Linked DNA regions of Homo sapiens: all the other regions are linked to region 1. Evidence: chromatin loops called from intact Hi-C (ENCODE). Cell type or tissue: IMR-90. All regions are shown on one strand.

Evidence for each region. Peaks named below come from ENCODE experiments on the same cell type or tissue, not always from the same donor. Only the 100,000 strongest peaks of a DNase experiment are listed, where the experiment ranks them.
Region 2: it touches region 1 in a loop (2.8-fold over the local background); 3 of 110 quality-filtered maps call a loop at or near these places.
Region 3: it touches region 1 in a loop (5-fold over the local background); 3 of 110 quality-filtered maps call a loop at or near these places.

What each region holds. Positions count from the first base shown.
Region 1 is chr3:191,065,524-191,073,523 of GRCh38, forward strand. No RefSeq gene overlaps it. Among named protein-coding and RNA genes, the nearest start is that of OSTN, 130 kb to the right of the region's middle. In IMR-90, no CTCF peak of the experiment used is centred here; DNase peaks (open chromatin) are centred at 1,318, 3,628 and 4,898; H3K27ac peaks cover 457 bases.
Region 2 is chr3:191,385,266-191,393,265 of GRCh38, forward strand. CCDC50 (coiled-coil domain containing 50) reads left to right here. Exons shown (of 12, transcript NM_178335.3): 11 at 4,231-4,337; 12 at 6,476-8,000. The coding sequence ends at 6,495. Among named protein-coding and RNA genes, the nearest start is that of PYDC2-AS1, 36 kb to the right of the region's middle. In IMR-90, a CTCF peak has its summit at 3,760 (motif pointing left); no DNase peak of the experiment used is centred here; H3K27ac peaks cover 461 bases.
Region 3 is chr3:191,135,363-191,143,362 of GRCh38, forward strand. No RefSeq gene overlaps it. Among named protein-coding and RNA genes, the nearest start is that of OSTN, 60 kb to the right of the region's middle. In IMR-90, a CTCF peak has its summit at 1,191 (motif pointing right); a DNase peak (open chromatin) is centred at 6,549; H3K27ac peaks cover 143 bases.

The DNA of each region.
Region 1 (8,000 bases):
GCCTCACTGAGCTACTAAATTAACAAACAGCTTTATCTCTATGTGTGTTGTTACGTAAGAATATAAATTCATTTGTCTCATGCCAATGGAGTTGAGTTCTTTGTCATTCACAGACAAAAGCGTCCTGACTGAAATAGAATTTAGCTGATAGAGCAGAAGTGTATCGTTTGTTGCATAAGATATAGCTGCCTTATGATAGCTAGGGAAATAATTTTACTGTTTCCGAAGGTTATATGTTGAATTTGAACAATAAAGAAGATGTCTAGAGTAGACTATTTTCTACCCAAAATCACATCTTCTTTTCTATATCTAGGGAATCTTTCCCCTTATAAAGGGAAGCAAAAAGAAAAAATCCAAATACTGATTTCCTTGTCCTCCTTTCTTAAACGGATGAAAGTATAGGCACATAAACTTGTATATTGTTTCAAGTGTGGATTCAGGAACTAGCTATGTAGAAGAGAGAAGAAAATCATGCTGGCAAGGGAGGCTTTCAGGTAACAGTAAACCCAGTGTCCAGTATGGATGGCATTAATGGTACAATCCTAGTATTATCATGAGAATCATTCTGTGATATGGTTTCAGGCTTGTTTTGGCTTCATAGGCTCTAACATTAGATCTTGTGTCTTCTTGGAGATATAGAATATCCTTGTTTTCATATCCTTTCTCAGATTAAATTAGTCATATATAATTTTGTTGCTTGCAAAGAAAAGCTTTGACTAAAGTATTAATTTCTGAGAGCCTCATAGGAAATTATTCACAGAACTCAGATGCTCAGATGAGAACCTGGTTTCTGGTTTAATTTAATTGAATGTAGAGATCAAACAAAAAACAAAAAAGGAACAATGCAAGCATTTAAAAAACTGACTCTGTAAAAGAAAGACAAATCATGCACACTAGCACCCTACCAAAGCAATGCAATATTGTAAGTGTGTCAGAGGAGGAGTATGGGCAGTGGTAGGCCAAGGTTCTGAGTAGAAATCACATCTCTGAGACTATTTGAGATGGTTTTCAGACTGAATTGAAATGTTTCTTGGAACACGTTTTAAGATGTCTGATTTCACAGGTTTTAGTATGGTTAAGATAACCATTATGAAGTAATCAATTAAATCCAAGCAAAGGTAGATTTATAGTGGCTAGACTGAGAGATCAGAGTACTTTATAACCCCAAATTGTGAAAATTATAATTTTGCCTTTCTTTTTAGGTTATCCCATCTCCAACTCATACCTACAACTCCTGGAATACCAGGAGTTTAAACCTTGGAATTATTCACTAGAATGAATCATTATAGTGTTTACAAGGCACAGTGACTAATAAACTCAGCACAGTTTTCCTGTTAGTCATTTTAAAACTTTCTTAACAAGATGTTCTTTGAGGTACCTGTGTTAAAACATTGTAACGCCTGGGAAACCATGCACTCTCCCATGAAAGGGAACTCAAAACCAGAACATCACAGTAAAATTTGACATCTTAAAATGAACCCTGCCATAGGCTGATAGTTTAGAATCATACAATTTCAGAATTGGAAAGTAACTTGATCTTCTGGTCTGTTGGTTCTAATGACTTGCTATATATCTAAATCACTTTTGCAGCTTGAAAAATTCTAGACCTCAACTCAGTTAATGTCACCAGATTTAGGAAGCACTAACCCACCTAGATAGCTCCAACTACACAGCCTTCAGAATTACCAAGACACATTGTGGATAAAAAACCGATTTATTGATTATCTTAAAATATATGGGGGAATCATTTTTAATAATTACCTCTTCCCTATTTTGATGAGTTTATAAGAAATGACCCAAACAAAAGGAGGGCAAACAGCTGTAAAGTTGGAAAAACATAGAACATCCAAACGTTCTTTTGTTTTCAACGAAATAATAAGAACAGCCAACTCTAGCATTTAAATCTTTCTCATATGCAAAATACATTTACGATCCTGAGAAAACAAACTGTGAAAATTGAGAATAAGACATCTAAGCTACCTTCTGCTGTTCTGGAAAAAATAATGTCACATTACTGTATTGGGCAGAATTTGTTGTGAAAAACAACATAAGACTCCATGTGAATTACAAAATTTTTCTCAGCAAAAGAAAAATTAATCAAGATAGAAGGGAAAGAATATGGTAAAAATGCCAGTCACACCCTTGCTGTCTATATGAAGAGCCTTCTCTCTGTTATTATTAATTTAATTTGCTGTTTCATTTGTTAAATTGTATTCAGGCATTTTATATGGCACTGATTTCCAAGGCTTCATGTTAGATACCTGTCCAACTACTAGGGTAGAGCAGCACCTGATATACTCCTTAAATTTCAATGCATTTCTTTTCAGAAGGGAATTAGTGGCCAAATCCTAACCTGGTTTTTGCCCTACATATTCATTATTCAGGTTGAATTTCCCAAATATAAAATTTGGAGTAGGATGGTAAAAGATAAAATTGTCCAAAGACTCCCTAAAGTTTTTAAGTCCATTTACTATTCTAAATTCATTAATGTGAATGGATAGAAAAAATGATTCCTTTTGAACATACGTATACAATAGCTACTGAGTCTTCTGAGTGGACAGAACTAAGATGCCTTTACAAGACAGAGGCTTTTCCTAAAGACACAGAAAACATTATCAAGCAGTGTCCTCAGAAATTGTCTTTGCTGTCTGACCAACTCTGCTGCATCAATTCCAGTTCAGAAGAATGAGTTTTATCAGTTTTAAATGGAATTGAAAAGCATAGATGACATACAAATAGAATGGAACAACTATTCGTTGAGTCCTGCAATTTACCCAGAATACCCAGAGGCTCCTAGGAATTAGCTGGTAGGATACAGGCCAACATTTTTAACATGGCCTATGTAATCAGTCCCTGCCTGCCTGTCCTTTAGACATTATCTTGGATCCTACCCCCTTGCTCTCTCAACTTGGGCAACAGTGGCATGTTTATCCTTTCTCAGAGTCCTCTCAGCATAAACCTCTGCACATTATTATCTGTGTAGTATGGTCTTCTCCACTACTTCATGTCACCAGTTAATTTTTAATTTTCCATAAGATATCATCAGCTCAGGTTTTTTTCTTTTTATAACCAGGTTGGATTTATCTATTAGATGCTTTAATCATGCTTTAGCCTTTGCTTCACTTACCACGGTTGTAATTTTGCACGTGCTTTTGGCAGTTATTTCAGTAATATTTGTCTCCTTCATTAGATTTTAATCTTTGTGAGGGCAAGTCCATGTCTGCTTTGCTCTCCATTTTATCTCAAATATTGGGCACAGAATCTTACATAAGGTGACATGAGTTAAATATTTGTTAATGCCTGGATTAACCACATTAATAACTCGCCATATAATAATATTCCTTCAAATAGATTAAGAAACCAACAATTAGAGAAAACTAGTATTTTGCCAGAATGATCACAGCTATAAAAACTAAACAAACGATGTCCAGCCAAATTATCAGAATCTAATTTCAGTGGCTTTTCTCTCCTGCAAAAGTCCAGTCCTTTTAAGGGATCATATCAGTTAAGCTTTCAGCATCAGTGAGTGTAAGCAAACTGTCTATTGTCAATGTTTTCAGCCAGAAAAACACCAGAAGCATATCTATATTGAACAAACTAGTTTTATTACTCATTGCAATGGGAAATCATGACGTGTCTCATGGGGAATCATGGTGTGTCTCCATGAGACGGTGGTAGAAAGAACTTAATATAGGGTTTAGACTTTGTTTTGAAAGAGAGTTTAGGAGAAGGTGAAAGGAAGTGGGAATTTCAGAAAGCAGGGTAATTCTGTGATTGCGCATCTTAACAAATCTGATATATGTATAGAGAGAGAGAGAGAGACAGAGAGAGAAGACCAGAATGATGATAAAATTATCCTTGGTAAAAAATAGAGGTTATTTCTTTAGGACAAGAAAGGAGGAGTTGAGTTTTTGATAGATATTACAGTGATCTTGTTTTTGTCTGTGCTTAGACAAAATGATGACGTAAGTAGCCTTGCTTTTTCTCATCTTATCATGGCCTCAATGTACCCTTTCTCTGGAATTAGTATGTTGTAAAATTGTTTATGTTTAATAGGAGAATTATATCGCTAGCTGAGAGTGCCAAGTCAGCATTTCAATGTCAGGGGTTGTTTTTTCTTTGTTGCTGTTGTTGTTGTTGTTTTTTCTCTCTCTCCACCAGTATAATAAGATTCAGTGCAGTTAAATATGTGGGAAAGTATTTAAAGATGGAAATTTGAGATTGATCAGCACATAGAATTTTCAGATGATTCCACCTCCCTCCTGAAGAAGAAAAAGAAGAATGGATTTCATGCAATTATTAGATGACATACACATTTAAGGGAAGAAAAAGGAGATGAGGAAAGTAGGCAATGAATTGTCAGAGCATCATTAGAATTGCTATTATAATATTTTCATTTGCCTTTAAACAAATGTATAGGAAAAGATTGTAATTATTTACTAAAGTACCTAAGGCAATGAGGTAGATGCAGTAATTCACAGTCATATCTCCCTTCAAGATAATTAACTTACTTCAGCTCCTGGAAATACTGTCAGAAGAAATTTTCCAGCTTCCAGCACATTTAAAAAGTTGCCTAGGCTGAAGAGAGTCACCTCATACAAGGTCATGCAACTTTCTTCCTACAGCCTGTTTCCAATAACTAATTGATACACGAGTATAAAGATTCTTTCTGTCCTATCACCCCATCTCAGGACATCTATGAACTATTGTCTCCATTTCAGAACTTCATGTAGTTTGGTTGAGGCCTCTGTTGTAACTATATCAGAATTTCAGTTTCTTTCTCTGCATAATCCTGATTTCTTACTTTCCTTCTACAGGGTTGACCACAAGAACGTTCCTTAACAAATTTCCTTCACACTAATCTCTGAGTCAGAGTATGCTTCACAGTAAACTCAAGCTGCAACGGTTGGGCCAGAAGTGATTGGAGAGAGCAGACATAGATATGGGATCATCATGCTGGATGACCCAACCCCCAACAACTAACAATGACTCCATCACTGGTGGCAGGTAGAGCACAGAGAGCTCTGGCATAAAGTAGCAGTGTGATGGTTAAGTTGTTAAATTTAGATGGTTAAAACCGTTCCCAGTGGTGAACTGGCATACTAAGTCAGTAGAAGAGTTTGTATTAGAGCAAGGTTTCTCAATTTCAGCTCTGTCGGTATTTCCTGCCAGATAATTATTTGTTGTGAGGAGCTATGTTGTGAATTACAGGATGTTTAGCAGTATCCCTGGCCCCTACCCACTAGACATCAGTCACCCACTCCCCCAAACCACCCCCCACTCATCAGCTTTGACAATGAAAATTATTTCTAGACTTTGCCAAATGTGCTTTCTACCTCTCATCTCCCTGACTCTGCTTATTTAGCCTTCAACCACGTGTGTCCTCTTCATTTCTGCCTGTCAATTTCCTGCCCTTCCTCTGGACCTTTGGCTCAATGCCAAATCCACTTAAATTCTTCTGAGATATCAAAGTCACAAGACTTTTTCCTTGCCATTTCACATTTACCCTTCATTCTGTATAACCTGAATGAATCATGCTTCGCTAGTACTAATATGCATCCACTTGTATTAATGTCCATTTTATAACTGTGAGTTTCCACATGCTTTACTTGTAATTTCAGTATTCAGTAGATTTCTCCCTGGTGTTTGTTTCAGGAAACTCAGTGTTGATTCCATCAGTCTTAGTCATCTTTCAGTGTTAATGCTACCAGTTAATAAATTAGGAACTCGCTTCTGATGATGATCATGAGTTCAGCAGTTCAACACAGATCATTTAGTATCCATTCGTAATTCCAACAGCTCTAAGTATGCAATGCCTCTCATGCTGGCTTATGGTACTTGCTTTCACAGTGCAAATACTCACCAATTTGCTGAAGTTAAAGTTGCTCTAGTGACAGGAGGAGAATATTTTACCACTTTGTCTATCTGAATGTCTCCCAGCAAAACCCAAGCAAGTGGGCACTAATGTGTTACATCTCTCAATGGTATAGGTCTTTCCGGTTAAATACACACCATTATTCCTCAGGAAACACACATGCTGCAGGTATGTCTGAGTCAGGAATTATTTCTGTGTTTGCACTCCCCTAAACTCAAAACCAACACTCCTCCTTAACCTTTATTTCTAGGGCTACCCCCTGTTCCACCATTTCGCTTTGTATTTGTACTTTTTCAGGGATGTCCTTGTGTATCAGTGTGTCTGATTATTCTTGAAACTCAGTGGTGCTAGGTAAACCACAGAAAGTATTTAATATGTAGGTTTAGTCTGAGCATTCAGATTGTCAGTATTCAGGCTCTTTTTCTTCTCAGGAAATGCTTTTTTTTTCCCCCCGCCAAACAGATGGTGATGCAGATGGGTTTGTACAGGGAGGAGTTCCTCCTAATTCTTCTTGCCAGAAATATATGACCCTCAGTTTACATTGAATAATGGATATTTATCGTGATTTAACTTTTTATGACATTCTCTTACTCACTGAAGAAGTAAAAATATTATCTCTGTGTAAAACTTTCAGAATACTAAGCATGTTGACTTGTATTTGCTTGTTATAAACATTAAATTATATTGATTTAGAGTATCGGCCTATTAACATGGATATAATAACCTATAAGTTAGTTTATAGATGTAGAACTCAAGGCATCTTTCAAATAATCTTATAGAACTTTTTTATAGATTATAAACTACTACTGACCTCCCAGAGTTGGAGAGTTACTTGCCCAAGACTTACTTCTTGACAGATATGGAGTGAAATCCAAGTTTTCTGACTCTTAGCCCAGGACTCTTTTCTCTGCACTGGGTATTGTCCTTTTTTAGTGTAGCCAAGTTTAAAGTTTAAGTCTAGTTTCTAACTTCTCCTATACTATTTACTATTAGAAAAGTTAATGGTCAAAATATGATTTTGTCATTCAAATGATAAACCTTCTATTCAGATTTGGACTAAGTAAGTGGCTAATCCTGAAATTATCAGACATGAAACGTAATGAACAATATGGAAAATATCTTTCTATATATGACTTCACACTATAATTGGTAAACAGCTGCAGACTGTATCCATCTCTCCCTTGGGTTCTCATGGCATTCTGTTATTTCACTCCTGTAAGGTTTATTTTCCTTTTCCATACTATGTCGGCCTTTTGAGGTCAAGGGCAATGAATATTTATTAAAGGGAAATAATAAGGATGCTATATAATTATTTTTGAATGACATTAAATAAAGTTAATTTACAGAGAGTAATTGGTAGAGCTTGCTTCAATTCTTCTAGTTTAGTTACTACGGTACCTTCATATGTGCTTTTCAATAGTTCTTCACAACATCACGTTTCTAAGTCAGTGTCCCATAGAAACTTCCACCTGAAAAAGACTAATCGAATTGTGGCATTTTGCAATTGGGAATTCGTTTCAATAGGAGTATATGTATAATTACTGTCCAAGATTTCACAATGCAGTCATGCCTTTGACTTGAACCCAGATATTTGTATGGCCAGGAACATTTCTTACAATAGAGAGAATGTACGGCTGCCTCATTTTATTGGTACAGAAAAGGCCATATATTTAAAGTACTTGTTGATAACTACATAATTTATCAGCATTGGAGCCAGGCACAGGATGCTGTCTTCTTGTTACTTTTAAAATAACAGTAAAGTTCGTTTGCTTTAGTAATTGACCTCCTTACATGACCTTTAAGGTTGCTTGAACCTACTCAAGGTACAATGTATCCCCTGCTCTAGACCTAAAGGAGTTAAATGGTTATAAAAAGCAATGCTAAGAGACAACATCTGCTGTCAGAGCTTCTCCTCTGAATAAAGGGATACAGGCCTTTTTTTTTTTTTTTTTTCCTGTGGCACGGTCTCAGCTAGCTGCAACGTCTGCCTCTCGGGTTCAAGTGGTTCTCCTACCTCAGCCTTCCGAGTAGCTGGGATTACAGGTGCGCGTCACCAAGCCAGGCTAATTTTTGTATTTTCAGGAGAGACGGGGTTTTGCTATGTTGGTCTCGAACTCCTGACCTC
Region 2 (8,000 bases), 320 kb after region 1:
TGAATTCCCATCAACAGTGTAAAAGTGGTGTTCCCCTTTCTCTGCATCCATGCTAACATCTGTTATTGTTTGACTTTTTCATAGCCATTCTAATTGTTGTCAGATAGTATCTCATTGTGGTTTTGATTTGCGTCTCTGATAATTAGTTATGTTGAGCATTTTTCATGTTTTTTGGCTGCTTGTATTTCTTTTGAGAAGTGTCTGTTCATATTTTTGCTCACTTTTTAATAGGGTTGTTTTTTCCTTGTTCATTTGTTTAACTTCCCTAAAGAGTCCAGATATTAATCCTTTGTTGGATGCATAATTTGCAAATATTTTCTCCCATTCTGTAGGTTGTCTCTTTACTCTGTAGTTTCTTTTGCTTTGCAGAAATCTTTAGTTACATTAAGTCCTATTTGTCTGTTTTTGATTTTGTTATATTTGTTTATTTGTTTTGGGGGTCTTCTTAAATTATTTGCCTTGGCCAGTGTTGAGAATAGTCTTTCCTAGGTTTTCTTCTAAAATTTTTATAGTTTAAGGTCTTGAATTTTTTGTATATGGTGAGAGGTATGGGTCCAGTTTCATTCTTCTGCATATGGTCAGCCAGTTTTCCCAGCACCATTTTTTGAATAAGGTGTCCTTTCCCTATTGTTTATTTTTGTCAACTTTGTCAAAAATCCCTTTGTTATAGGTGTGCAGCTTTATTTCAAGGGATCTGTACTCTGTTACATTGGTCTGTGTGTCAGGTTTTGTACCAATACCATGCTTTTTTGGTTACTGTAGCCTTGTATAGTTTGAAGTCTGGTAATGTCATGCCTCCCTTTGTTCTTATTGCTTAGGATTGCCTCGGCTATGTGGCTCTTTTTTTGGTTCCATGTGAATTAAATAGTTTCTTTTAAATCTGCAAAAAGTGACGTTGGTAATTTGATAAGAAGTTGTTGCATCTGTGGATTGCTTTGTTTAGTATGGGCATTTTTTTTTTTTTTTTTTTTTTTTTTGAGACGGAGTCTCACTCTGCCACCCAGGCTGGAGTGCAGTGGCACGACCTGGGCTCACTGCAACCTCTGCCTCCTGGGTTCAAGCGATTCTTCTGCCTCAGCCTCCCAAGTAACTGGGATTACAGGCACCCACCACCACGCCCAGCTAATTTTTGTATACTTAGTAGACATGGGGTTTCACCATCTTGGCAAAGCTGGTCTTGAATTCCTGACCTCAGGTGATCTGCCCGCCTCGGCCTCTCAAAGTGCTGCGATTACAGGCGTGAGCCACCGCGCCTGACCTGGACAGTTTAATAATATAGATTCTTCCAACCCATGAGCATAGAGTGCTTTTCCATTTATTTGTGTCATCTATGATCTCCTAGACTTGATAAACAACTTAAGCATAGTCTCAGGAAACAAAATCCATGTACAAAAATCAGTAGCATTTCTATATTCCAGTAAGCTTCAAGCTGAGAATCAAATCAAGAACTCAATCCCATCTACGATAACCACACACACAAAATACTTAGGAATACTTCTAACCAAGGAGGTGAAAGATCTCTATGAGGAGAACTGCAAAACACTGTTGAAAGAAGTTTTCTACTGTTTTTAAGGAAATAGAGGATCACTTAGCAATCTGAATTCTAACTCTTGTAACTGGAAAAAATTTCAACCCATGTTCCAAATTGTTTTAACTACAGGATTTTATACTTTTAATATTATTTGTTATTCTACTTGCATTTTTTCATAGGAAAATTAAATATTTTCTAAATCTCATTTTATTCCTTGTGCATTCTTATTAATGTGAAATACAGTTGTCTCCATTTATTCATTTATCAAGTATTTATTGAGCACCCTATTAATTGCTCACACATAATTGGGGTACACATCAGTCAACAAGAATGAACTCTGTCATGTTCTCATGAGTTTATAATCTAAACAAATAATTATCCAAATAACTGTTATGATTGTGTTAAGTGCTATGGATGAAAAGTACAGGATGATAAGAACATAGGGAGACATCCTGGTTTAAGTGTCTAGGAGGGTTTCTTAAAGAAGTGAATTTTGAAGTGAATTATGAAAGGTGTTTGGCTGTATCACTAAATTAAAGATGTAAATGATTTCATGAGAACGGTAGGAAACAGGCAGTCTTAATACAATAAAACTGTACAACAAAGTTAGTTAATAAGATTTTTCTAACTTGGATATATATGCTGTAACTTTAAAACAATTGTCTCAGGTATAACAAAATAATTTGGTGTAGGACTCTTGGCAGCAGTAAGCCAAGATTTGTTCTCTATGTAACCTGAAACTAAACAGAACAGTACCCTTAAGAGCACTGAAGTACTCTTAAGAGCATTCTAGATTGCTCTTAAGAAGTACTCTTAAGAAGTACTTAAGAAGTACTCTTAAGAGCATTCTAGAACAGTACCCTTAAGAGCATTCTAGATTGATTTGTTTATCCTTACATGGACATGCTAGAAAACTTGTGGGCATCCTGTGCTTTGTTTCATAACTTTAGCATACTTTTCCTTGATGAGTTGATGGTGAGGCACTAATCATGGATTGTTTTTGTGAGTTCCACTCAACGTCTGTCTTTCTGATTTTTGACTGCCTAATGACATTAATAAAAGAGAGAAGAACAGACTGGGTCATTCTAACTACTAACCCTGTTTTCTTGGGCCTGAGTCACTTCTTAAGCCACTTGTTTGCTTTTTGAAGCTAAGTTCTTTAATCCTAGAGTCAGACTGATTTGTCTTAATTTTTCTACCAAGTCTTACATTGTTTATTAAAGATAAGTGTTAAAAATATCAGGTATTGGAGAAAAATACTATTTAATTTCCAATATTGGTAAACAAATGATTTAAAAATAAAAATTAGAAAAAATGCATTATTCACTATGTTTCCATTACTTTTATATATATATATATAAAACAGATGCATGAAATGATATTTGAAAGTATAAGTACAATAACATATGAAAGTATACTTCTGAAAATATACAAATGCATATATATAAACACACATATATACATATAGTCTTTTATACAGATGATGCTGCTCCTGATAAAAATACACACCTATGTAGTAGAGTAGTTAAGAACACTGGTTTTGAAATCCAGTTGAGTTTGAGCCCTGGGTCTGCCACTTAACAGCTGTGTGAAAATGGACAGATTATTTACCTCATCTAACCTAATCTGACTCAAATATGTATATGATAGTTAGCATTAGCATACAGACTTGTCCTGAAAGTTAATTGAGATAATCTGTGTAGAACCTGTAGCATGGTCCTCAGCACATATGCCAGTTTATATCCCATGCTGACCTCTTCGGGATGCTGAATACCCAGGGAAAGATTTATTGCATGGCGACAAGATAAAAAATTTGGAAACACTTGCTTTTATTTTTACATGACAGAGCCCATTGTACCAAACCAACTATAACTTTACAAACTTCAGAATACTTATGCCTTCTAGATTTTACATATAAATGTACAAAATGGCCTACAGTATGGTTATATTTGATAAATCTTTGATATATTGATAAATTTGATAATCTGGTGCTATCCTTTAGTGCAAACTTTGAGTATACCTTTGGGAGATAAAGAATGAGAGGTTTTCTGCTTCAGTGCTACATGTTTGCATAAATCTATGTTAAGTAATTTTAATAAAAAGTTTAGAGTAGTAAAAATTATATCTTTTTTTTTTTTTTTACATTTTTTGACATAAAAAGTTGCGAATGTATTACATAGAATTTGCAAATGTATTAAGATCTGTTTTGCCACCTAGTGGATAAAGGAACTTTGCTCATGAAATTTTGTTTCTGTTTCCTCCCTCCTTTCTGTCTCTTACCCTTCCTTTTTTCTTTTTTTCCTTTCCTTTCTTCCTTGGCTTTATTATTTTCTTCTTTTCTGTTCTTTATTCTGTTATTTTTTCTTTGACTTGGTAAGACCTACCAAAACAAAGTTTATTTCTTATAAATGGCAGCAGTCACATCTCACTAATCTTTGTTTATTTAGCCCAGTTCCTAACATGTATTAGTTGTTGAGGAGATAATTGTTTGTATTGAATTATGACATCAAAACAAAGGAACGGGAAGATAAATAATTTATTCAAGGCCATGCAACTGTCCAGGAACTACAGTGTGAATTCTGAAGCATTTTGGCTTTTCATTTCACAAGAAAATGTTTTTAGCTTGCAATCCAGTAAGAGGGGTGGAGTTGTAGTAAGCGTTACTTAGAATGCCCCTTTAAATTCTGGATTCCTTTTAGGCCACCACCACCTATCATGACAGATGGTGAAGATGCGGATTACACTCATTTTACAAACCAGCAGAGTTCCACACGGCATTTCTCAAAATCAGAGTCCTCTCATAAAGGTAAGAAGAGTATGTATGGTCAAGTTTAGGATCTTCTTTTTTTATATAAGCCTCGTGTTGTAGTGGAAAAATCAAATTCTGTGTTCCACTAGAGTGGAAAAATAAGTTATTCTGTCAGCACATTGTTATAGAACTCCTCATTTATTAAAACAGTAACAAAACAGAAAACAGAACACCCTAAATTTTATGTAAGATATTCTGTGTATTTGCATTTTCCTCGAGAGGGAGCACAACGCTTTCATCAAATTCACTTTTTTTTTTTTTTTTTTTTTTTTTGAGTCGGAGTCTCACTGTGTTGCCCAGGCTGGAATGCAGTGGCATGATCTTGGCTCTCTACAGCCTCCACCACCTGGGTTCAAGTGATCCTTCCATCTCAGCCTCCCAAGTAGCTGGGATTACAGACATGTGCCACCACACTTGGCTAATTTCTGTATTTTTTTTGTAGAGATGAGGTTTTACCATGTCACCCCAGGCTGGACTCAAGTAATCCCTCTGCCTCTGCCTCCCAAAGTGCTGGGATTATAGGCATGAGCCACCGCACCCAGCTCTTTCATCAGATTCTTAAAAGGTGGTGGTGACCTCCATTTAGATCTGTAGGACTGCATTTTCTGTAGTGGCTCTTGTTTCCTATCTGCCCATGACTCTTATTAATTAGATTTAAAATATGCATGCACACCTCCCACATAACTGTTATGCAAAAGAAAAATGGAACAAAGCATAAAGAAAAAATAGGGATACCTCAATTGGACGAAACCTTTAAAATTTGTTTCCAGAAAAGGGTCCCGATTCAGACTCCAAGAAGAAGGTTCGAATAAAGAATGGCTGCTCAGCAGTGTGGGCTGCTGGTTGCCCATTTTTATGGTTATTTGATTATATGCTGATTAATACAAGGGGTATATTATTCATGAGTTTTCTGGGAAAGGGGTGGGCAAATCCTGGAACTGAGGGTTCCTCCCCTTTATAGACCTTATAGGGTAACTTCTGATGTTCCCATGGCATCTGTAACCTGTCATGGCTCTGGTGGGAGTGTCTTTTAGCATGCTAATGCATTATAGTTAGCATATAATGAGCAGTGAGGACAACCAGAGTTCAGATTTGTCACCCTCTTGGTTTTGGCCAGGTTCTTTACCAAAGCCTGTTTTATCAGCAAGGTCTTCATGACCTGTGTGTTGTGCCAACCCCTTATCTCATCCAGTGACCTAGAATGCCTAACCTCCTGGGAATGGAGTCCAGTAGGTCTCAGGCTTATTTTATCCAGCCCCTATTAAAGATGGAGTCTCTCTGGTTCAAACGCCTCTGACAGAGGAACGTATTTGCTCTTGCAAGGATCTGCGTTCACTTATGTACATTTTTATGAGAGCTGTAAAATGAAATGGTGAAAAGGTAGTTTCTCATATTAACTTCCTCATCTGCAAAATGGAGGCAGTCTAAATAGAAAGTGTCAGAGTTGTCAGGATCATAAAAGATTAAATATGTGAAAGAATTTTGCACAGTGCAGTAGACTTTGCAAATATATTATATCTCATTAATTGATGCTGTTTATTTGTTATGATTTTTGAAGACTTAGGTGATATTGTTATTCATTTCCAAGTCAATAATAATGTCCCCAAATATCTTTAAATAACATTTTCTGCTGTCATTTAAAAATACCATCGCAAAAATGACACTCTAGACTACTTCAATCAGAATCTCTGGATGGGGGTTGTCAAGCATTTGCATTTTTAAGAAGCTCCCCCACCCCCACATTCTGACTCACATCCAATACTGAGAAAAAGACAAAAGGCATTATTTTAAAAGTAAGGTTAGTTGGACATTATAAACATCTTCATCAACACATCCCACCTCAACTTCCATCAGTTGGTGGCATTTTCACTGTTCCCGATTTAACGAAGTAGCTCATATTTTTCTTTCTCAAACTACATGTATCACCTTTTGGGGAGTACCTTACTGTCTTTGACATACATTTGATGCATAATACTAAACTAACACATTGATTCTGTATATATGTCACAATCAAGAATAAAGTACTATTAGAAATGTATAGAAATAAAGTTATTTTACTTGGGCAGGGAGAAAAAGCTGTTTGAGTTTCAAAGGTTTTTCCTTAATTGTGTTTCCTTTTTTCTTCCCCTCCCCAGGTTTTCATTACAAACATTAAAAACCTAGGAATCTGCCTTGAAAATGGACTCACTATAGCAAATATTACTGGGTGATACAGAATGAATTCTACACTTACTTTTTTTCTCCTGTGTTTGCATTCCTGGGATTTATCCTCAAGTGCATTTCTGACCATAAGTAATTTTAATTCATTTCAAATGTTTTGGTTATTCATGATCACTTGGGCAGTATAAGAAAATGTAGCTTCTGAATATTGGCCACCTCTATGCTGCATATACTTCTTGGGATATAGTATCTAAGACCTTTGTAAACTGCCATTTTGTTAGGTATGGAGTTTGGTATCTAGGGAGTAGGCCTTATTTAGCAATTCAAATTTTATGGAGATGAATGATCAAAGTGAAACAATGTTTGGATGCAACGCAGAATAAAAGAATATAAGAAATAGCTTTTTGTTGCATTAATGTATGATATTTTGAAGGACAGAGCCTTTGCTTTTTGTATTCTTTAAGAAAAGCACAACCATAAAGTATTTTAAAAAAAGAAACACTTGGAGCAATTGAAATATGTTATTCTGACTAGATGGACTGTAGAGGTTTTGCATTTCTCAGCCCTCCTGGGGAGATTGGCCTAGATAGCATTCTTTAACACTTCCTCTGCTTTTGCCTCAGTAGCAAGGCTTTCCTAAGCTCCTGGGCAATGGAACATTTATTAGTATTTATTGACAAAAATTTAGTTCTCTGAAATTTTAACTCATATATATGAAAAACTTTGTATTCCATCTCTTCTTTTTCATTTACTTGTAGAGCCAAGGAAATGGAATTGAAAGATGATTGCATAAGTAATGATGCCATCCTTCTCTCTGGCTGTAGACTGAGGCTTTTCTCTTGCTTCAAGTCAGAGCAGTATTTGTTGATAACCTCTCAATAATGTTTGGTTTACATGCCAGTAATTAAATTAATTCAACATGAAGTTGAATTTGATGAAGTGGTCATCTATCCAAGTATTTGGTTTTTGTTTTGTTTTGTTTTGTTTTTTGAGTTGGAGTCTCGCCCTGTCACACAGGCTGGAGTGCAGTGGTGCAATCTTGGCTCACTGCAACCTCCGCCACCTGGGCTGGAGCAATTCCCCTGCCTCAGCCTCCCAAGTAGCTGGAATTACAGGCATGTGTCACCACACCCGGCTAATTTTTGTATTTTTAGTAAAGAGCGGGTTTCACCATGTTGGCCAGGCTGGTCTCGAACCCCTGACCTCAAGTGATCCACCTGCCTTGGCCTCCCAAGGTGCTGGGATTACAGGCTTAAGCCACCATGTCCAGCCAGCCAAGTATTTGGTTTTAAACATTTGTATTCCTTTGTGCAAGGGATTGTATTCCTCTGTACAAGACCTTTAAGCACCTCTTCAAGAAATTTAGTCTTTGTGTAGCTGCTAACCTTACTGCAATATTTATTTTCCCTTATTTTCCCATACTACTTAGTTGACAAATGGCAATCAAGCTCACTTGTTCTCCCTCTCTCTGTCTCCCCCCCATGTACACATATATATATC
Region 3 (8,000 bases), 70 kb after region 1:
AGAGAGATAAAATAAGGAAGTGATATTTGGCCTGATTCCTAAATTATCAACTTACAAACAGCAAGACATATAAAAATTCAAGCAGTAAAGTAGCAAAGACAAAGACCTCAAGGTGGAAACCAGCTTGGAGGATTCTAGAAAAAGCAAGAAGATCTGTATAACAGAGGCATGGTGACCAAAATGGGGGTGTTGCAAGATAAAATTGTAAGAATTGGTAAGATCACGTAAGGAAGATAATTTAAGTTTGCACAGTGTACATAAACAGTTTGGATTCTAGAAAGACTGATTTGAAGCCATGATAAGGATTTTTTTTTTTTTTTTTTTTTTTTTGAGACGGAGTCTGGCTCTGTCGCCCAGGCTGGAGTGCAGTGGCGTGATCTCGCCTGACTGCAACCTCCGCCTCCCGGGTTCACTCATTCTCCTGCCTTAGCCTCCCCAGCAGCTGGGACTACAGGCGCCGCCACCATGCCAGGCTAATTTTTTGTATTTTTAGTAGAGATGGGGTTTCACCGCATTAGCCAGGATGGTCTCGATCCCCTGACCTCGTGATCCCCCGCCTCGGCCTCCCAAAGTGCTGAGATTGCAGGCGTGAGCCACCTCGCCCGGCCTATGATAAGGATTTCTGTATACCCTCACCATACGTTAGTGAAACAAAACTTTATTTTTATATTGATTCAAGAAGCAATGATTAAGGAACTCCTACATGCCAGAGTCTGAAGTTGAGGGAGAAGGTAGAGAGGAACAGACTTGGTGTTTGTCCTCTAAGAATTTATAGAGTGAGAGAAAAGGAAGTGCTAAATTCCCTAAGTACATACATTTATTCAGTATTATGGATATTCTAAGAAGGGATATAACTTCCATTGTGTAAAATCTTTGTATATGATATATCATGTAATTTTAGCTTTGAAATATAGGTATTATTTGAGCATGTTGAAATGGAAAGTGTAGGGTACTAAAAATAAAGACAGAAGGAAAAATGTAAGGCCTTTTATGGAATACAGGGAGTTTCATTTATCCATGTGTTGATAATACAGTCCGTATATGTGAGGTAGTGACAGAAAATGTATTCATTCCCTCAGTGAATATTTATTGAGCAAGTACTATGGGAAGAACCATCCTAGCTGCTCGTGAACTGTATTGAATGAAATTAAAATCTGTCTTCTTAATGGAGCAGTCCAGCAGGGGGAGACAGATAATAAACAAATGAGTATAGAATACAAGGGCGTGATATTGTAGGTGGTTAAACTTTTACGAAGGGTGGTCAATAAAGGTCTCTCTAATAAGTGGCATTAGAGAAGAGACCTGAAGGACATAACAGAGGGACTCGTGTGAACATCCGGGGAAAGGTCATCAAAGCAGAGGAAACAGTAGGTGGGCATGCCCTAAAGTGGGAAAACACCGGAAATGTTCAACAAAAAGTGTTGGCCGGGCGCGGTGGCTCACGCCTGTAATCCCAGCACTTTGGAGGCCGAGGCGGGTGGATCACCTGAGGTCGGGAGTTCGAGACCAGCCTGACCAACATGGAGAAACCCCGTCTCTACTAAAAATACAAAATCAGCCGGGCGTGGTGACACACGCCTGTAATTCCAGCTACTCGGGAGGCTGAGGCAGAACAATCGCTTGAACCTGGGAGGCGGAGGTTGCGATGAGCCGAGATCGCGCCATTGCACTCCAGCCTGGGCAACAAGAGAGAAACTCCGTCTCAAAAAAAAAAAAAAAAAAAAAAAAGCGTAAAGAGAATGTTACGGCCGGGCACAGTGGCTCACACCCGTAATCCCAGCACTTTGGGAGGCCGGAGCGGGCGGATCACCAGGTGAGGAATTCGAGACTATCCTGGCTAACATGGTGAAACCCCATACAAAAAATTAGCCGGGCGTGGTGGTGCACGTCTGTAGTCCCAGCTACTCGGGAGGCAGAGGTTGCAGTGAGCCGAGATCGCGCCACAGCACTCCAGCCTGGCAACAGAGCGAGACTCCATCTCAAAAACAAAAAAAAAGTGTAAAGAGACTTTTATAACTTAAATATTAGAAGGGAGCAGACAAGTAACAGGAGATGAGGTCAGAGAGGTGGAGTGGGAGGAGGAGATATAGACACTCAGTACCGTGTAGGTAAAAAGCAAAATGGGAAGCCATTGGACGATAATGAACAAAACAGTAGAAATAGCTGACTTTTATTTTCAAGGGACACTATGACTATGGTGTCGAGAAGAGTCAAAGAAATCGGGGCCAGGACAAAAGCAGAAAGACCAAATAGTGGGCTACTGAAGTTTTCCAGGTATGAGGTAATGGTGACTTGGAGCTGGGAGTTTATGGAGGAAGTGATGAGAATGGTTAAAATCCTGGATGTACTTTAAACTGATTGGATTTCATAATGAATCAAATAATGCACAAGAGAGGAATAAGATTGACACCAAGTTTTGTAGCCAAAGTAACTCGAAGAATAGACTTGCTATTCTTTTGGATGAGGGAGAACAAGTATTTGTTAGGCAAACTAGATGTCAGTTTTAGACATTGTCTTAGTCAGTTTGGACACCTAAAATAAGTTAACCACAGATGGCTTGAACAACAAACATTTGCATTTCACAGTTCTACAAGCTGGGAAGTCCAAGATCAAGGAACTATTGGCTTTAGTTTCTGGTTAGGCCACTCTTCCTGGTTTGTAGATGGCAATATTTTTATTGTATTCTCATGTGGCTGAAAGCAGAGAAAAAGGTAACTTTGTCTGATCTTTTAATAAGGGCATTAATCCTATCATGACAGCCTTATTCTCATGACCTAATCCAACCCTACTTACCTACAAAAGGCCCAATCTCCAAACACCAGGAAATTGGGGATTAGAATTTCAACATATAAATTTTGAAGGGACATCAACATTCAGTTCATAAAAGACATAGTAAGTTTGTGATGCCTATTTATAACTAAGTGGAGATTTTGAATAGGCAGCTGGATTATATGAGTGATATGTGAGGCTAGAGCTCAAGAAAAATGGCCGGGCTAAAAATAAAAATTGGAAAATCATCAGGAGATACATGCTATTTAATGCCTTGTCATTGGATGATATGAACAATGGGGAAAGTCTATGTAGAGAACAGAAGGCGGCCTAAAATTGAGCCCTGTGTCACTGCAAAATTTAGAGTTCAGAAAGAAAGACAGAATGAGCAAAGGAGAAAAGAAATGCCAGTAAAGAGTGAAGTAATAGGAGAGTCAAAAGAATTAGAATCCCAAACACTAAGTGAAGCAAAGAGAAAGTGGTCATCTATAACAAATACTCTTAAGTAATTTGAGAACTGAAAAGTGATCATTAAATTTAGCAGTGGAGAAGTAACTAGTGACCTTAACAAGAGGAGTCTGAATAGACTGGTAAAAGTTAAAAGTTCAGGAAAGTAGGGCCAAGAAAGAAAAATTGGAGAAGAATTAGTGAAGATTAACTCCTTCGGGGTCATAACAAGTGGCAAAGAAATGGGAGAGTAGCTGGAAAAGAAGAAATGGACAATAAAAGATTTGTCTGAGACAGGAGATAGGTTAATATAATTGTAGGCTGTTGGCAATGGCCCAGTTGAGAGAAATGAGACAAGGAGAATTGCAGAAGTGATGTATTGAGTGCAAAGCTTATGTATAAAAGTTGGTATCTAATGCATTAATGGTTTATTCATACTTATAAGATGGAAAGCAGAATGTATTTGTATTAACATTCACAGGTAAGTAGATATGGTAATGGAAACTTGCAGAAATTCTTTTCCATTTCCTTTTTTCTTCTCAGTGAAAGAGAAAGCAATTTTATTAGCTGAGAGTTAGCCTGGGAAGGAAGTGATTGTGGTAGTTTGAGGAGAGAGAAGTTTTAAGAGTCCTCTAAAGGAGAAAGATAAAGAACGAAGTACTTTTCCCTAAATGGATCCTGGTTCAGAACAAAATGTCTACTTGAGATTAGTAGGCATGCATTTTAAGGGGTATCATTAAGTAATGTGTGTATGTTTTCCTCCAGCATGACTTTAGGTCAACATAGGAGGAGCCCTGAGTTTAATCAACTTCAGTTTTGTAAGATTAGTAGGATGAGAAGGCCAGTATGATGCATGGATGGACTCTAAGCTTGAGAGGGACAAGATGGGACATAAATTTAGTGAGCCAGAGGTGGTGAAGATGTTAAAGTGATTGATATTAATAAAGTCTAGCTATGAATACACACATATCCAAAACTAAAGTGGCTATTCCTCTTGTTTCCAACTCAGGAATAAAAGGTAAAATCTAGTTTTTCAAAAGAGAAAGTGGTGAAACCACTAGTATGTTAACATCTCTGAAGTAAACAATCATATTGAATGCTAGTACATATAAACAGATTTTTAATGGCAGCATGGAACATTGCTGGCTGGTCTGATTAGCATAATTTTGTTCGTGTTCAGTTCTTACTGAATATATTTCATTTGAATTCAGAGGAATAAGTCAAAACTTTAAAACAAAGCCAGCATGCTATTTCCCTGTTTATATGTTTATACAATTTTTGTGACAAAGTGTTGTGACAAAACCACAGCTTTCAGTGGGTGCATGGAGGTTTAAGTGGTTTCATCTCAAACTGGAACCAGATGTGAGAAGTGGTGAAGTTACCAAATGTCATATTACAAAACCAAAACAAAACCGCTGTTCAATGTCTTCGTCTTTGCAAAGCACCAAAATGATGTGTTTCAAGGATCAGCAAAGATCTGAATGAAATTTGTCTTCAGTGGGAATTAGGATTTAATCCAAGACCAGTAAAGGATTAAATTGTCAAGGGATTTGGGTGAAATATGTGTAGATTTCAGAGGAAACTGTGTCAACTGTTGACCAAACTCATGGAACCTGATGATTAATCATGTTGAAGTCTTTTCACTGTTCTACAAACACCGTGCTTATATCCACTTTGACATTCTGCTTCTTTTATATCCCCTAGTGAAACTACTTTTTCCTTTCATCGGTTTCATTACTCCTCATCATTAATGATGCAACTCAAATTCAGTTCTCGTATAACACTTTGCATGCATACTACGCTCCTTTCTGTAGATGATCTAATGATCAACTAATCCCCATTTTTTTATAAAAAGGCAAAATATGTCACTCTTTTCTGTAGATTATCTAATGATCATCTAATCTCCTCATTTTATAAATGGGCAAAATATGTGTCAGAGATTCAAAGACTTGGAAAAGTCACATAGCTTACTTGAGGTTTATGATTTCTTTAAATTCCTAAAACTTTATCTGTAACACAATCTTTATCTTAACTACCTGTTTATAAACATCCAATGTGTGAACAATGTAATCCTGTGTTGAATATTAGGGGCACTACCCATTAAAAATCCTAAAATGTGAGCAATATTTCTTGAGTGCCACAATCTGTTCTCTACATTGGTACTTTTATCATAGGCCCGGAAATATGGGAAGAAATAGCACTACTTCCCATGTTTTTTAAACTGGAATTAGATCTGAAATGAGCACTTTGGTTTGACAGGTTCTCTAATATTGCCCTATAAACTATTTGTATTATTGTGGTGTTTTAGTTCATTTTGACTGCTTTAACAAAAATGCCAAAAATTGTGTGGCTTATCAACAATTAAGACATATTTCTCACAGTTCTGGAGGCTGAAATGTCCAATATCCAGAAACCAGCATATTGGTGTCTGGTGAGGGCCCATTCCTCATAAAGGATGTCCTCTTGCTGCATCTTTACATGGTGAAAGGGACTAGCTAGCTCCCTGGAGTCTCTTTTTTAAGGGCACAAATCCCATTCATGACGATTCTGCCCTCATGATCTATTCACCCGCCAAAGCCCTATCTTCTAGTATTATCTCATTGGGGACTGGGTTTTATCACATGAATTTGAAGAAGATACAAACATTTAGACTATGACATGTGGTATTAAAAACCCCGAATTTTCTATTGTCTCTTATCACCTATTCAACCAGGAAAGAATAATAAGATAAATTTTACTATCCCCTGGACATAAGATTTCAAAATAATGTCTAGTCACTTGGAATCTAGTAGTGACATAGAAAACAAAATAATCTGGGAATCTAAAATGTCTTAATAATGAATATATATACACACATACATATATATTCATATATATTCATTATTAAGAAACTAAGAAAATAAATATACATGCATTACATATATATTCTTATAGACACATATACATATATATCATGTATCACATAAACCTATAATAACTAAAACTCAAAAAAGCAAAATAATTTGCGTACAATCACCCTGCGTATAACTAAAGTCAGAAACCCAGCTGTAAGACCAATGTTAGCGTCATTGCCATTTGTTTTAGTTTCCCAGGCCAAGATTCTACCACCGTCTGATCAGTCTCTTCTCTATAATAGTGATAAATTCCTTTTAGGGTTGTTATTTGTAAAGGATTCTAAAATAAGGGGAAATAATTATTTTTTTCTCTTGAAAAATTTAAGTGCCTCACAGGACATGGCATGAAATAAGAAAATGTAAGTGGCACCCAAATATGACTAAATGAGTCAGCCTTCTTACTCATATCCTGGAAGTCATGTTGCGATGTATTCAGGATATCATTCGGCTCAAACACTTATAAATAGCTCCTAAGTGACTGTTTGATTTCCCGACTTCCCCTAAGGATGACTGGCTTCAGTATGTAATCCTTATACAAATTAGCAGATTTAAGTTAACTCCAAGGTTAGCAATAGTCAAGGGTATAAGGATTTAAGGTAACAATACCACCAACATTGAGAAGTCACGTATGAGGCCTTCAAGATCAAAGATTACTACTTCACCAAATTCATTTCTCATCTCTCTTCTTTCCATTCTCTAAATTTATAATTTTCTTAGATACCATTACCATTAGTTATATTCACTAGTATTCTCTAAATAAGAAATCAGATCTGGATCCTATACTTCAACAGTTCATAGAATAAACAGTAATATATACTGATTACCTAATATGAGCTATGTACCATGCTCAGTTCTGAAGATATAAAAATGATAAAATGATTTTCTTTGAGAGTTTTGCATTATGGCAATTCTGTAACACTTAGAAAAGAATAAAATATGTAATCATCTTAAAATCTCTAAGCAAATATCTCATGAGCATCTCAGATTTAAATGTCCTCGTCAAATATAATCCCCAGCACCATCAATCAAGTTTTCTAAAATATATCCATTCACCAACAGATCCTGTTGATTTTACCTCCACTGGTTTTAAATATGTAAAATATACACTATTCTTCATCTCTTGTGCTGTCACCTTAATCTGAGCCACTATTCTTTTTCACTAGGATTCCTACAATAATCTCTTTAGATCTTTTTCCTCTTCTACTGTTTCATCCTCCTCATCAATTTTCCATTACATTAGGGATATTTATTAAAATTATAAATGATCTATCTGTATCCATGAAGCCATCAATATTCTTTTCATTTCATTTAGGCTAAAAAAAAGTAAATCATTACCCTATTCTACAGCACCATGAATGCCAATCCTTATACTGTTCCTCCAATCCTATTTCCTTCCAACTTTCTTCTCACTTTTTATGTTCCAGACATTACAGATTTCTTTCTCCTTCTCATCTACTCAACTCTTTTTCTATCTTACAGTCTTTACAGGTATTATGTCCTGTGCCTGGAAATCCCTTTCCTGTTCTTTATTGCTGCTAATTTCTTCTTAATTTCTTCTCAACAATATATTTCAGCTCCATCTTACACTAAAAAGGAGGAGCTCAAGAAACAAAATACTTTCCTTTTCTCCATAGAAAAAATACAAGCTGTTGTGTTTCTAAGGACCAAGGCCTTATTAATTCAGAATAAAGGCAAATCATTTCTAGGAAATGTTAACAGTTGAACCCTCTCTTGATGGCAGAAAATAAGCTAAAATCTCTCTCTTTTTTCTGTAATAAACTAAATGAGAAGGGGTGAACCTGGAGGAGATTTAAAGAAGGACAAAGAGTACTGGATCTCAAATTTGGATTTAAGGAGTGATTCAGAGATCAGCCAGTGACCTGTAAGCAC